Regions from separate parts of the Homo sapiens genome. Here region 2 is linked to region 1. Evidence: read pairs that join two places in POLR2A ChIA-PET (ENCODE). Cell type or tissue: Panc1. All regions are shown on one strand. Links, peaks and the distances in the headings refer to the core of each region. The heading gives the core; the rest is flanking DNA.

Region 1 (8,220 bases), core at 1,465-6,464:
TTGTATTGAACCTCCCTTAACCTGAATTGAGGCACATTACAGAGAAATCATGGTATAAATATGCTATCATTTTTATCACAAGGAAGTTGCAATAAAATTGCAACCGATAGAAGAACATTTCTTATATACCTTGTTACTCACACAAACTGTGTTTTCCCAAGTGATCAGTTGCCTTACACAGGTGCTTCTCGACTTATTAATACATCCTGGTAAACCTATCATACGTTGAAAATGCATTTAATTCACCTAACCTACCAAACATCATAGCTTAGCCTAGAGTATTACTTTGTTTTCATGTGGCTGATAAAGACTTACCCAAGACTGGGTAATTTATAAAGAAAAGAGGTTCCACGTGGCTGGGGAGGCCTCACAATCATGGTGGAAGGCAAAAGGCACATCTTACATGGCAGCAGGCAAGAGAGAATGAGAGCCAAGTGAAAGGGGGAACCCCTTATAAAACCATCAGATCTCGTGAGACTTACTCACTACCACCAGAACAGTATGGGGGAAACTGCCCCCATGATTCAATTACCTCCCATTGAGTTCCCCCACAACACATGGGAATGATGGGAGCTACAATTCAAGACAAGATTTGGGTGGAGACACAGCCCAACCATATCACCTAGCCTACTTTAAACAAGCTCAGAACACTTATATTAACCTACAGTTGGGCAAAATCATCTAACACAAAGCCTATTTTATAATAAAGTGTTGAATATCTCATGTTTATTGAATGCTGTACTAACAGCAAAAAGCAGAATGGCTGTATGGGTACTTGAAGTACAGTTTCTACTGAATGCATGTTACTTTTGCACCATCATAAAGTTGAAAAATTATAAGTTGAGCCATTGTAAATTGAGGATCATCTGTATGCAACCCTGTGAACTTTAGTAATGAGGGTATTTCCCTCTTTGCCCCTTCTTCTGAGCCACTGACAATAATGATATACAACTTTGTGGGTATGCATTTTGGGTAGTGATTTTATTTTATTTTATTTTATTTTTGAGATGGAGTCTCACTCTGTGGCCAGGCTGGAGTGCAGTGGCGCGATCTCGGCTCCCTGCAACCTCTGACTCCTGGGTTCAACCAATTCTCCTGTCTCAGCCTCCCAAGTAGCTGGGACTACAGGTGCGTGCCACCATGCCCAGCTAATTTTTGTATTTTTAGTAGAGACAGGTTTTCACCATGTTGGCCAGGATGGTCTCGATCTCTTGACCTTGTGATCTGCCCACCTAGGCCTGCCAGAGTGCTGGGATTACAGGAGCGAGCCACCATGCCTGGCCTGTTATCTTTTATTTTAACATTTTTCCTAGCTTTATTTTTACTTTATCCCCATTTCTTTGATTTGCATTTTTATTTTGTTGTATTGAGGTATGTATATAAGCGCCATTCTACTTCTTTGTTGAAATGTAGTGGGACATCATGATAAAATAAACACATACCTACGTGCATATTCCAACTAGCATATATTAAATACATAGTTACATACAAGGTAGCTGCTAGGGTCTTAAGGAAATAGAGATGAACAAGTTATGGTCCTTGTCCTTGAAGGATTTACAGTTTTGCCAATGAAACAGATGTTAAGTACATTGCCACAATCCACAGGCCCAAATAACAACTACTACGTTGTGGGTTAAGTAGTAAGAGAGGTATGTTTAAAGTGCTCTGGATAAGCCAGAGAGAATGCATAGAAAGACCACATAGAGACAGGAGGAGATGCCTGAGGACCCCCAGCTATTTTAGCTCCCCACTGTTTAGGTCTCTTCAGCATCAATCTCTGGACAGCTTCTGGACAGGTGAGTGAGCAATTGTCTTAGTCTGTGTTCTGCTACTATAACAGAATATCATAGACTGGGTAATTTCTAGAGAAAAGAAATTTATAAAGAAAAGAAATTGGCCGGGCGCGGTAGTTCACACCTGTAATCCCAGTACTTTGGGAGGCCGAGGTGGGCGGATCATGAGGTCAGGAGATCGAGACCATCCTGGCTAACACCGTGAAACCCCATCTCTACTAAAAAAAATACAAAAAGTTAGCCAGGCGTGGTGGTGGGTGCCTGTAATCCCAGGTACGCAGGAGGCTGAGGCAGGAGAATGGCGTGAACCCAGGAGGCGAAGCTTGCAGTGAGTGGAGATGCGCCACTGCACTCCAGCCTGGGAGACAGAGATTCTGTCTCAAAAAAAAAAAAAAGAAAGAAAAGAAATTTATTTCTTACAGTTCTAGAGGCTGGGAAGTCCAATATCAGGGTGCCAGTGTCTGGCAAGGGCCTTCCTGCTGCATCATAACATGGTGGAGGGCATCACATGATGAAAGGGCAAGAATATGTGTGTCAGCTCAGGCCTCTCCTCCTCTGCTCATAAAGCCACCAGTCCCATCATGGGGGCTGCACCCTGATGACTTTATCTAATCCTAATTACCTCCTAAAGGCCCCACATCCAAATACCATCAACATATGAACTTGGAGATCTAAGTTTCCAGTACATGAAATTTGGGGGACACATTCAAACCATGCAGTAATCCTTCAGGTGATTCCAGCCCCAGCCTGAAGTGGAGCCAGAGGGCATCCCCCAAGCTCTGCACAAATTACAGACTTGTGAATAAAGTACATGTTGTTTTAAGCTAAAAACTGAAAAGATTTTAAAAAGTGCTATGAGGACCCAGTGAAGGAGCAAATAAGTCTGCAGGGCAGAGAGACAGGAAGAAGAGTGGGAAAAGCTCCAGAGATTGTTAGGCTGTGGCCACATGTGAGGTTCAGGGCATTCGCTCACTTGAAAAGATATGCCAAATTGTGTGTACGTGTCTGTGCATTCTTTTTTTTGAGAAAAGGGCCTGTTACTCTCAGCAGATTCTCAGAGATGTTCATAATCCACAAAGGGTCGCATCTATTGCCTTGAAAGGATCAGAGACAATTGCCAGGACGACAAAGAATGGAAAAAGAGCTGCAAAGCTATCAAGGCATTGGAGTCTGGTTTGGCAAAAACATAGGTTAGGCCTGACTGGAGATTCACATTTACTCACTTAATCATTCTTTCGTTCAACAAATAATTTACTGAACACCTAGTGCAGATCAGGCATTGTGCTGGGCATCTGAAACACAATGGGGAACATGATCGTTTGTCCTTTTCAAGAACTCGCAGGCTCCAGACACTTCCCCAGAAGGTTTTCCTAATCCCCAAATCCCTTCCCACTGTTCTATAAAATGAGTCTGTCATTCCTCCTCTAAGTGTTTTGGGTTCCATTTTCTTCTCTCCTGGCAACCGAAACCCTTAGAGGGTTTACATATATATATATATTTTTTTATTTTTATTTTTTAGACAGAGTCTCACTCTGTCACCCAGGCTGGAGTGCAGTGACACAATCTCGGCTCACTGCAAACTCCACCTCTGGGGTTCAAGCAATTCTCCTGCCTCAACCTCCTGAGTAGCTGGGATTACAGGCATGTGCCACCACACCTGGCTGATTTTTGTATTTTTAGTAGAGACCTGGAGTCAACATGTTGGCCAGGCTGGTCTCAAACTCCTGACCTCAAGTGATCCACCCACGTCGGCCTCCCAAAGTACTGGGACTACAGGCGTGAGCCACCGTGCCTGGCCAAAAAAAAAAAAAAAAAGATTTGCAAAGCAGTCAACAAGATACAAGTGACTAAAACTCTCCCAGGAATTAATTTTATAAGCTCATTTTGGTCTTTTCTCAATCAGCATGAAATTACCATGATTTCTTTCTTGAGAAAGAAATAAATCCCCTCAAGGAATAAAAAGACTTCTTTCTAAGTTGAGAACCTGAGGGTGGACATAGCTAACATGTAAAGCTGGAGAAAGGAGTTAGCCATGGGATAGGAGGTGCTTTTACTTGCCTATAATTTCAATTTGAATCTTGGTGGTGTGCAAACAGCATCTCTCAGCACTCTAAATCTCCAAAAACCCAGGCACCTTTGAAGACATGAATTAGCCAAAGAGCTAACTTGCTTTCCTTACCTCCTTTGTCCTTTCCCCTCCCTCTCCCTTCTCTTCCTTTCCGTTTCTCTTGCTTTCAAAATTATTCTCAAGACATACAGAAAAGTTTTATCCTGCAGTTTTGAACTCAATTCTTTTTTTTTTTTTTTTTTTTTTTTTTTTTTTTTTTTTTTTTGAGACAGAGTCTCACTCTGTGGCCCAGACTGGAATGCAGTGGCACGATCTTGGCTCTCTGCAACCTCTACCTCCTGGATTCAAGCAATTTTCCTGCCTCCGCCTCCTGAGTAGCTGGGACTACAGGTGCCCACCACCACGCCCAGCACATTTTTGTATTTTAGTAGAGACAGGGTTTCACCATGTTGGCCAGGCTGGTCTCGAACTCCTGACCTCAGGTGATCTGCCTGACTCGGTCTCCTAAAGTGCTTGGATTACAGACATGAGTGACCACACCTGGCCTCAATTCTTGTTTTTTTTTTTTTTTTTTTTTTTAATCACTGACTCACAGTTCCACGTACTGTATCTCAGATTTTTCATCTCTGAAATGGGTATGATCATACAAGAAAACAACATTTGTGGATATTTTAAGGATTTGGGGTGTTTTGTTTTGTAGAGGTTACACACACACACACATATCTGATTAGCCTCTAGGCAGAGTGGGGACACAGAAACTTCCTCACAACAATCTAAGCAGAGAACATCTTCTTCCTTTACCTGCTGGTGCATTTGTCAATATATTTGGTTGAATTAATCTGCTTAATAATCTAGCCTGCAGCTACCTCAGACTCACTCTTGAAACACAAAACACAACCTTCTCTTTCAGGCAAGGTGCTTCCAACTCCTGGTAGTTATGAGTAGTGGGAAAAGAAGAAATGCATTTTGCTGCATGTTTTGTTCCCAGGACACAGGTTCAAGCTTGCCCTTCACCCCCAAGCAAGTTTTATTCTCTGGAAATCTTCCTTGAACATTGGCAGGCTCAGAGAATCTCTGTTCTCGATGAGCTATAAACTGGCATTTCTGGCCTGATGAGAAGTTTGTTATTGTCTAGATGTTGCTCATAAAATGGATTTGTTGTGGAGAAAGTCTGTCTGTGTTGGAGGGGAAGGCAGAGATGTCAGGGGAAAGAACGAATTCATGCAGCCTTGTGGTGAAATAGCAAAAAGAAACCTCACGGCTCTGAGTTCAAAAGCCAACCCTACTTAAAGATTTTGTGCTTTCGTAAATATTGCTTTCATAAATATTTTGTAATGTGTCTCTGTTGTTTTTGCCTGCCAAGGGGCCAATCTCCTTGCTTCTGGAAGGAGCAACCCAGTTTTGCTTTGGAATCTGTCCTCCCACTATCGTATATCATCTTGGTAGAATCATTAACCAAAGTGTCTTGTCCTCCTCTGGCCAAGAGGTAAGCCCATGACTGTGACTAGACCATATATCTCCTCCCAGAAATTTGAGTCTTGAAGGACCCCATGGGCATGGAGCTAATTTGTCCAGTCATCTATGTCCTGAAGAGACTGTTTCTTAGTTCTCCCGTGATATGGTTTGGCTCTGTGTCCCCACCCAAATCCCATCTTGAATTGTACTCCCATAATTCCCACATGTTGTGGGAGGGACCCAGAGGGAGATAACTGAATCATGGGGGCGGCTCCCCCATACTGTTCTCGTGGTAGTGAATAAGATGTGTGAATGAGATCTGATGGTTTGATAAGGGGAAATCCGTTTCGCTTCGTTTCTCATTCTCTCTTTTCCTGCCTCCATCCATGTAAGACATGACTTGCTCCTCTTTGCCTTCCACCATGATTGTGAGGCCTCCACATCCATGTGGAACTGTAAGTCCATTAAACCTCTTTCTTTTGTAAATTGCCCAGTCTCGAGTATGTCTTTATCAGCAGTGTGAAAACAGACTAAGACACCCTGGATCTCCAGAGTTTCTGTGGTCTCTGTCCCTTTTGAGGACTATTCTTTGGCTATTACTTCTTTTTGGTGAATTCCCCTAGGCCCTTCCAATATGTTCCTTTTTTAAATTTTTCTTTCTTAAGTTATCAGGGTGAACTTCTTCTGATTCTGGCCATGATGAAGGAATTGGTACCAAAGTTGTTTTCCAGCTGTACACAACTGGAAAGCCAGACCAAAGATATAAAACAATTGTTTTTCAGAGATTGGGCCACAGGTAGTGTAGAACTATGAGGCCTGAAAGAAGGGATGCAAATCAAGTGAGCCCAGTGATCACCCTGGCTTTCTGCCTGGAAGAGCTTTTTAGACTGCAGCACAGGGAGGAGGATCCCATGCAGAGCACAGTGGCCTCTCTGAGTTGAAGAGAGAGATTATAATATATGGAGGTTGAAAAGGCTGAAATTTGTGACGCAAAGTCCCAGGCAAGATGGTGTTATATGGACACATAGTGCCAGAAATCTGCACAGGGGACCACTTGAGTCACTGGCTAAATACTAAGTTGCTCAGATATTGGGTAAAATGATACAAGACTGTCAAGGAACTGCTATTGGAGAGGTATAAGCTGAATAATTCCAAGAGCTCTCATGGGACTGGGGGACATTCAAATCTTAGCAAGCCAGAATGGGAATAATTTGTTGAACATCCAAGGCATTCATTAGAGACCACTGTGAGGCTACACCTTTCTTGTAGGCCTAAGCCAGCTTTAGATAAGAAGCTTCTCTAGAGCCACTGCAATAAAGCTTAAAAAAAAGCCTTAAAAAAAAAAAATCAAGCTGGTCAATGAGTAACTCAATTGCCTCCCAAAACAAACATCAAAGGAAAATAACAAAACCCAGGCACTCAGCTGCACAGCATCTACATTGTCTAGCATCCAATGAAAACTTACTAGACATCTAGAGAAGCAGGAAAATGTGACCCATTATCATGAAAAATACCAGTCAATATAAACAGACCCCAAATGACAAAGATGATGTAATTAACTGACAAAGATTTTAAAAGTTATTATAAATATGTTCATAGATCTAAAGAATATAAACATAGTGAAAAGTGGAAGCTATAAAAAAAGAACCAAATGTATCTTCTGGAGATAAAAAATACAATATCTAAAATAAAAATTTGCTGGGTGTGGTGGCATGCACCTTTAGTCCCAGCTACTTTGGAGGCTGAGGTGGGAGAATTGCTTGAACCCAGGAGTTTGGGGCCAGCCTGGGCAACACAGCAAGATCCCATTTGTTAAAAAATAAAATAATAATTTACTAGATGAGTTTAACAGCATATTAAAGACTGCAGAAGAAAAAAAAATCAGTAAATCCAATGACATAATAATAGAAGTTATTCACATTAAAGAACCAGGAGAAACAAGGGCCAAAAAAATAAATAATCAGAGTGTCAGGGGCCTATGCAACAATAACAGAAGATCTATCCTACGAATAATTGCAGTTCCAGGAGGAGAGGATGAAAATAAAACCCTGAAATAATAATGGCTAAAAATGTTCCAAAGTTGATAAAAACTATAAAGTTACAGATCCAAGAAGCTCAGCAAAGCCCAGGCAAGATAAACACAAAGAAAAGAACATCAAGGCACATCTTAATCAAATTGTTTAAAACCAGCAATAAAGACCAAAATCTTAAAAGCAGCCAAGGTAAAAATACATATTACATACAAAGAACCAAGATAAGAATTATCACTGATTACTCCTTAGAAACAATGCAACACAGAAGACAATGGAATAACACCCTTAATGCATTACATTTGAAAACAAAAACAAAACTGTCAACCAAAAGTCTGTGTCCAGTGAAAATATATTTTTTAAATGAAGGTGAAAGAATGTTTTACTGACAAAAAGTGGTAGAATTTATTACCGGTAGACCTACACCATATGAAATATTAAAAGAAGTTCTTTACCAGGTGTGGTGGCTCATGCCTGTAATCCCAGCACTTTGGGAGGCCGAGGTGGGCAGATCACCTGAGGTTAGGAGTTTGAGATCAGCCTGACCGACATGGAGAAACCCCGTACTAAAAAAATACAAAATTAACCAGGCATGGTGGTGCAGGCCTGTAATCCCAGCTACTCGAGAGGCTGAGGCAGAAGAATCGCTTGAACCTAGGAGGCAGGGGTTGTGGTAAGCCGAGATCGCGCCATTGCACTCTAGCCTGGACAACAAGAGCGAAACTCCATCTCAAATAAAATAAAATAAAATAAAGTTCTTGTTTGGGCTGAGCAAAAATAATACAGGGTGAAAACTCAGATTTATTTAAGAAATGAAGAATGCCAGAAATCATAAATAAGTGAGTAGATATAAAATGCTTCTGTATCTTTGAAA
Region 2 (8,220 bases), core at 1,116-6,115, 510 kb after region 1:
TCCCTTCTCCAGCTGAGACATCAAGTAAGCTGTTGTTAAAGCTTCTTGCTTTCGGTCATACTTTCTTCCCCAGGCATCTGGGGCCCCAGATTCCAAATTTTTTAGGAACAGAGAAACTTAATCAAATTGACCTCTTTTCATAAGAAATAAGTACAGCTGGCCCTCCATATCGGTGGGTTCTGCCTCCAAGGATTCAACCAACCACAGATTGAAAATATTTTTAAAAAGTACGTCTGTACATACTCGGTTGGCTAAGTCTGAGTATGTACAGACTTTTTTCTTGTAATTATTCCCCCAATAATACAGTCTACTATTTACATAGCATCTACATTGTATTCAGTATTGTAAGTAATTTAGAGATGATTTGAAGTATGCAGGGGGATATGTGTAGGTCGTATGCAAATACTAGACTTTTTTTTTTTTTGAGACGGGGTCTTGTTCTGTCACCCAAGTGCAGTGGCACATTCGTGGCTCACTGCAGACTCAACCTCAAGGTTCAAGTGACCCTCCTACCTCAGCCTCCTGAGTAGCTGGGACTACAGGCATGTGCCACCACACCTGGCTAATTTTTTTATTTTTTATTTTTTGTAAAGGTGGGGTTTTGCCACATTGCCCAGGATGGTCTCCAACTCCTAGAGTCAAGCAATCCGGCCACCTCACCATCTCAAAGTGCTGGGATTATAGGCACAAACCATGCGCCCAGCCCAGACCATTTTATATAAGGCACTTAAGCATCTGTGGATTTTGGTATCTGTGTGGGGGCCCTGGAACCAATCCCCCGTAGGTACAGTGGGATGACTCTACCACTGTTTATATTTTTGTATTAGTAATATCACAACAGTACCATAATGATACTAAGTATTAGAAAAATTTTAAAGGTGTGTATTTTGATAAACAGTTTTTTTCCTTGGAGGTAGTGGTGGTTAAAAAAGGCTTTTGCCTGATGAGTCTTAAGGCTTATAATAACCATTTATCTAGGTCAGTGAGAGTCAGTTTTGGAGGTACATAAAACTAGATTATTAATACTCGAAGGAAACAGTGGCTTAGATATCCAAACAATGCTTTTTGATTTGGTTTGTTTGTTTGTTTGAGACAGGGTCTTGTTCTGTTGCCCAGGCTGAAGTGCAGTGGCACGATCACAGCTCACTGTAGCCTGGATCTCCTGGGTTCAAGGAATCCTCCCACCTCAGCCACCCAAGTGGCTGGGACTAGAGGCACAGGCTACTATGCCCAGCTAATTATTTTTATTTTTATTTTTAGTGGAAAGGAGGGCTCCCTGTGTTGCCCAGGCTGGTCTTGAACTCCTGAGTTTAAGGGATCCTCTGCACTGGCCCAAAACAATGCTTAATTTTTTTCCTCCCTCAAGCCAGTTATATATGTATTATCTACTATCAGTACAAAAAAGTGGTCTTCTGGGCTGCCCAGGGGCTAACACAGACCTTGCTCTTATGGATGAGACTGGGCGGGGAAAGAAGACAGAAATGCCCTAAATTGGATATCAAATAGCCAGCTGCTGTGCTAAGGGCCTGGGTGGGCATTGCAGAGTAAGATTGTTTTGGGCTGCGTTGAGCCTCCAAGAATGATCTACAACTTATTTTGAGAAATAAAGTAGACAAAAAGGAGGAAGAGCCAGTATTTTGGAAGAAAGCAGCAAAGACACAAAAGCATCTCCACTTGGGTACAGGACATCTTGTACTTTACAGATTTGATTGGCATAGAGAAAGCAGCTTTCAGCCAGGGTCTGAAGACCTCTGGGACTCCATGTTGTGTGCTGGTCTGTGAGGCCATCTCAGTGAAAAAAGCTTTCACTCCAACCTGGGCCACTTTGGTGTTTTCCCCCTCTGTTTTAAAAATATACTGAGGCCGGGTGAGTTGGTCGGATCACAGGGTCAAGAGATCGAGACCATCCTGGCCAATATGGGGAAACCCTGTCTCTACTAAAAATACAAAAATTAGCTTGGTGTGGTGGCGCATGCCTATAGTGCCAGCTACTCAGGAGGATGAGACAGGAGAATCACTTGAACCCGGGAGGTGGAGGTTGCAGTGAGCCAAGATCGCGCCACTGCACACCAGCCTGGCAACAGAGTGAGTCTCCATCTCAAAAAAAAAAAAAAAAAACACAGAGAGAGAGAGAGAGACACTATTCTATTCATTTCCTATGAAGGTAATATTGTTCAATAGAAAACCAATAGAGGGAGGTTGAGGTGGGCAGATTGCTTGAGCTCAGGTGTTCGAGACAAGCCTGGCCAACATGGTGAAACACTGTCTCTACCAAAAATACAAAATATTAGCTGGTCTTGGTGATTCATGCCTATGGTCCCAGCTACTCTGTAGGTTGAGGTGGAAGGATCACTTGAGCCTGGGAGGTGGAGGTTGCAGTGAGCTGAGATTGCTCCACTGCACTCCAGCCTGGGTGTCAGAGCAAAATCCCATCTCAAAAAAACAAAAAACTGCACTACAGGCATGCACCACCATACCCAGAAAAAAGAAAATCAATAGAAGAGAATTGATTCAAGGTATTAATGTTAGCATGTGACTGTAATAGTTCATAATTTGGATTTCGGATAGAATTTTCCTTCCTTTTTTTTTTTTTTTTTTCGATGTGGAGTCTTGCTCTGTCTCCCAGGCTGGAGTGCAGCGGTGTGATCTCGGCTCACTGCAAGCTCTGCCTCCCGGGTTCACGCCATTCTCCTGCCTCAGCCTCCTGAGTAGCTGGGACTACAGGTGCCCGCCACCATGCCTGGCTAATTTTTTGTATTTTTAAGTAGAGATGTGGTTTCACTGTGTTAGCCAGGATGGTCTCGATCTCCTGACCTCATGATCAGCCTGCCTCGGCCTCCCAAAGTGCTGAGATTACAGGCGTGAGCCACTACGCCTGGCCTTGAATTTTCCTTTCTGATATGTTTTGTAACATGCTTATTTGAACTGTAAAATTTAAAATCTATTCCCAAACTCACATTAGGTAATTTGGGATGCGCATTGATGAAGGGATGATTTCATTCTGATTTGTGGTGGAGACTGTACTTAATTTTAGTAACTATCATGTCCTGAAGGTTATCACTTATTTTATCTTATTTTATGTTTATATATCTATGAGGTAGGCATTATTATCTTACTTTGTAGCATTGAAAACTGAAATACCGAGAAGTTAATTGACTTAAGGCAGCTTATAATAGGTAAGATGTAAACTCAGTTCTGCCTAATTGTATAACCCTCTGACATTGCCTTTCCTAGTGTTGAGAAATTGAGAATTTATTGTATACCTTAAAAATAAAAGATACATATTATTTGTAACTACTCTATATTTAAAAATAAAAATGCATCTGGATTTAAATACAACAATTTTATAATATGGAATTAAAAAAAACAGTTAATGTTTAGCTGTGAAAATAAACGAGTCTCATGACTTAAAAAAGAAAGTTAAATCTTGTCCTCTACCCACCCAGTTGCTTTAAAATAACTTAGAATGTTCTCAGTTAAAGATGAGAAAAGTAATCTATAGTCTTACTAAGTTAGTTTCCTGAGACCTCATATAGAAGCATTTAACTTAATGATCAGCTTGTTTATTGGCATGAGTGGAGTCTCAGAGATGGGAGGAGAAGAAGGCAGGAGATAGAAAATAAAAGAAGACACATATGCCCACATGCCATCATCTTGAGCTTTCAGTTTCTCATTTTAAAGATGATGCCATGTATGTGTCATAACTTCCTTCTCATCTCATTGCTTTCACTTCCATTTATCTTTAGTGAATTAATTTAGCAAAAGTCAAAGCTCCGTAAAGCAAGTATCTCGTGTGTGTGTGTGCTTAAGATAATAGTTGAACCTAAAATTTCCTTCCACAATACAGTCTAACAATTGGCATACATACTGTTGCTCTTAACATCTGAGACCTTAAAATATTTCTCCAATTTTTAATACTGTTTTTAACCCAAAGTAGTACTTTCAGTTAATTGTAATGTGAAAAAAGTGTACAGAATCATTGTCTTTATATTGTCTTTTGCAAATTTTTAGTTTTTTTTTTTTTTTTCCCTTGGAGTCTTGCTCTGTCGCCCAGGCTGGAGAGTTCAGTGGCATGATCTCGGCTCACTACAACCTCCACCTCCTGGGTTCAAGCAATATTCCTGCCTCAGCCTCCCGAGTAGCTGGGACTACAGGCACCCGCCACAGTGCCCGGCTAATTTTTTGTATGTTAATAGAGACGGGGTTTTACCGTGTTGCCCAGGCTGGTCTCAAACTCCTGACCTCAAGTGATCTGCCTGCCTCAGCCTCCCAAAGTGATAGTATTACCGGCGTGAGTTACCACGCCCGGCCTGTTTTTGTGAATTTTTCAAAATTAACTTTTTTTTTTTAATTTGAGGCTTATTAGAAATGTGTCTAATTCGAATAGAGTGGCAACTACTTGAGACAGTTTTAATGATCCAGAGAATGCTCCAGGCCCACAGAATGATGAGAGTGTCCTGGGCAGTGTTTTGTGATCCCTCCAGGAGCAATCTTGCGCTTAGTTTGCATTCCTCTCACAGTGTACACAGTCCAGCAGTGAAACTGCATACTGCACCTCTAGTATTAGAGGGTTTTTTTGCCCTGCAGTGTAGAAAAGACAAAGATTTTCCAAGCGTTTTCTTTAAGGGGTTCTATATCACAGTGATTTGTTTTGTTTCTTGTATATTTCAGTTTGTATTATGTAAAAAGTAATAGTGTATACATCAGATTTAAATAATAATTTAAAGCCTTTTTCTCCGTGCCTCCTTTATGTTTTTTACTCTTAATCCATTTTTCTTTTCCATCATTCTTCAAATATTAATTAAATTTAATAATTTATCTAAAAGCATATGTATTTAAAAATATATTTAAAAGCATAAAATACTTTTACAGTGTAAAAGAATTATGTAGGGTGGGTGTGGTGGCTCACACCTGTAATCCCAACACTTCAGGAGGCTGAGGCAGGCGGATCACCTGAGGTCAGGAGTTCGAGACCAGCCTGGCCAGCCTGGTGAAACCCCGTCTCTATTAAAAACACAAAAATTAGCTGGGCATGGTGGCGGGCGTCTGTAATCCCAGCTACTTGGGAGACTGACTCAGGAGAATTGCTTGAACCCGGGAGGCGGAGGTTGCAGTGAGCCAAGATCACACCCACTGCACTCCTGCCAAGGTGGTAAGAGGGAAACTCCTCACCAAAAAAAAAAAAAAAAGTACGGTATAATTTTTTACTGGAGGGTTATTGACAGTGAAATCAAGCTTGTTTAAGCAGGCCAGGCATGGTGGCTCATGCCTGTAATCTCAAAACTTTGGGAGGCCTAGGCAGGAGGATGGCTTGAGCCCAGGAGTTCAAGACCAGCCTGAGCAACACAATGAGACCCCATCTCTACAAACAATTAGCTGGGTGGGTTGGCACATGCCTGTAGTCCCAACCACTTGGGAGGCTCAGGTGGGAGGATTGCTTGAGTCTGGGAAGTTGAGGCTGCAGTGAGCCATGATCGCGTGACTGCACGCCATCCTGGGTGACAGAGCGAGACCCTGTCTTAACAAAAAAAAGAAAAATGTGTTTAAGCAGACTTGATGTACAGATGTAAACTTTCATTCCATTAAATCTATTACATATCAATGTATAAATGGAAACCTTTTTTTATGTGTTTTTCTTAAGCACAGTATCTTATTGCTTTATTAGTAAAGTGTACATATACTTGTACCATATTTTGACCTCTAATTAACATATTCATATTTTACATATATAGTCGTGAGTCAGTCTGCAAAAAGGCATGAAACACTAATGTTTTAGAATACTACTTGAGTGGGGTTGGAGAATATGATAATGTAATGCTAAATATAGAAGTCCATAAACCACCGTCTACTCTACTATGCTGTTGTTGTTTTACAGTTGGCTAGACTATTTTTAATTCAGCTTTCCCCATTGACTGGTATTCTCTTTCTGGGAACACTTATTAAGATTAGCAACTTATCTCTGCAAGAAAGGTCTCTTATTGCATCTTTTGATGATCTTCAAAAACGTATTGTGGGAGGTCATATAAATGGTTAAGGTCATAGATTTGTTTATTTTCCATTATGGATAAAGATAGAGATTACAAAATGATAGGTTTTATTGCCAGTTTATGCTATAGTGTAAGCTATTTTTTACTTAGGATCTCAACATTTATTTTAATTTATGTATGTATACAGACTCATCAGTACAGTAATTACAAAGGCACCTTCAGAATATATGGGGAAAACAGTATTTTTGAGTTTTTGAAGTTGAATATTGCTTAGGTTGAAATAAACACATGGAAGCATATTGTTTGTGTCCTTCTTTACTACATAAAGTAGGAAATCACATGAGCTTAGAAGGATGTGTGCCTTAAAAGGAATGGCAAACCTTATCCTGATTTTCAGTCTGATGCATTTCATTTAGAACTTTTAAACAGTAAATCATGGTCACTTTTCACTGTAAGTTTGCTAGCAGATTCCTTTTCTTCCTCAGGAAGAAAGTATGTTTGATGTCTTTTGATTGTCTATAGTTGAATCCTTCCAGTAATTTAAAAGATTTAAAGAGTTTTCTGTTATACATCTTGCCAGAAATAAGTAAATGAATTTTTCGTGATTTAATCCTTGACTAAATGATAAAGCTGTCTCAGTACATAACACGTTGGATCCTAAAATTTTAAATGAAATAATGTATTTTGAACCACCTGAATTCTATTTATAAACTAACTAGATAGCTCAATGATTTAAAATAAGACTTTATTTTGTAAGCACCAGAAATAAAAAAAATAGTAATAATCCTAAGTCTCTTTACCAAATTTAGGCATTTTGAATACCAAGTTTTTGAATATCTGAGCACATTTTTTGACCTCTGAGAATCAACTTTAGTAAGTGAAGGAAACCATCAAATTTTGCCAGATGGAAGTAATGGTATGGAAATAGACTTTAGGGCTGTCTATCTCCATGTCTAAACTGTTTCAGAGACCATAATAATGACCATTAGTCTAAGTTTGGGGTAGATTAAGATTATCTAGTAGGCGATGAGTCACAGCATCTCATAAACAAAACATTACGTCTTTATTTATTAGACCATTGCCTAGAAAGTTCTCTCTGGAACCTGAGTGCTGATGACAGAATATTCTGCCATCAGTCAGTCAGAGGGTACCCAACTGTGGATATCATATGGATACTGAACCACCCATAATGCAGCTAATTAGTTCTACCCCTGAAGAAAATAACTAATACGCTAGATAGAGTTTTGCAGTTTGGTTGCTGGAAATTTGGTATTTTCGCTCTGGCTTACTGCTGATCTTTTTGTTATCCTTTTTGTACCTTTTCATGTGGAATGTGCTTCTGCTGTTCCAGGAGGATTATTAATTGCAGTTTCTTTGGGACTCCTGTCTGCCTCACAGGACTTTATTTTATGGGCTTGTGTTCGAGCTACTTGGAATACTCTACTACAATTATTCCTTCAGGTGTTAGCCAACTTCATTTTCTGTTAAATGACTCTACTAGCTTTCTTCAGGGATTCGGCTTCTGATTTAACCTTGTCTGACGCAGTGATACATTTAAATCTTATGAGAGAAAGAGACCATTTTTATTCTTTTACCAGAATGATTTAGGATCTTATGTCAGTTTGGAGAAAATACAATAACCAAGTATGTGTTAAGTAACTGAAGTATATTCTGTATTTTAGTAAATCTTTTGAGGTAGACAAAGAGGTCTGTTAAGTTTTAAGGAAAGAAACAAAGATCACAAACCACAGCAAAATTTATCTTTTATCTCTAGTAATTCATTTCTCTCTAGGATCATTAAGAGCAATTTGAATTAGAGCACAAGATAGTAATTTCTATCCTATAATTGTGCAATCATTTAAGAGTAGATAAAAATTAATTTCTTAAAGAATCTTGGAGAATATTATCTGATGATGATTCTTTATTCACCTGATTACTTCTTGGAGAATTAAGAGAAAACAAGTGAAGGTAGATGGTGAGTTTATCACCAGCAGTAGTTGGAACTAATTCTAGTACTTAATCATGTCTTAACTAAGGTCCTACAAATGTAGACAGCTATTATGAATAAAGAAATTTTATTCATAAATCAGGCCAGGCACAGTGGCTCATGCCTGTAATCCCAGCACTTTTGGGAATTCAGAGCTGGACAGATTGCTTGAGCCCAGGAGTTCAAGATCAGCCTGGGCAACATGACAAAACTCTGTGCCTGAGGTCCCAGCTACATAGGAGGCTG

Evidence for each region. Peaks named below come from ENCODE experiments on the same cell type or tissue, not always from the same donor. Only the 100,000 strongest peaks of a DNase experiment are listed, where the experiment ranks them.
Region 2: POLR2A ChIA-PET joins it to region 1 with 8 read pairs; 4 of 35 experiments call an interaction of 5 or more read pairs at or near these places.

What each region holds. Positions count from the first base shown.
Region 1 is chr12:116,562,837-116,571,056 of GRCh38, reverse strand. The region is part of intron 1 of MAP1LC3B2 (microtubule associated protein 1 light chain 3 beta 2); the gene reads right to left. Among named protein-coding and RNA genes, the nearest start is that of MAP1LC3B2, 7.6 kb to the right of the region's middle. In Panc1, for the core only: no CTCF peak of the experiment used is centred there; no DNase peak of the experiment used is centred there.
Region 2 is chr12:116,056,387-116,064,606 of GRCh38, reverse strand. The region is part of intron 4 of MED13L (mediator complex subunit 13L); the gene reads left to right. Among named protein-coding and RNA genes, the nearest start is that of MIR620, 88 kb to the left of the region's middle. In Panc1, for the core only: no CTCF peak of the experiment used is centred there; no DNase peak of the experiment used is centred there; H3K27ac peaks cover 1,548 bases.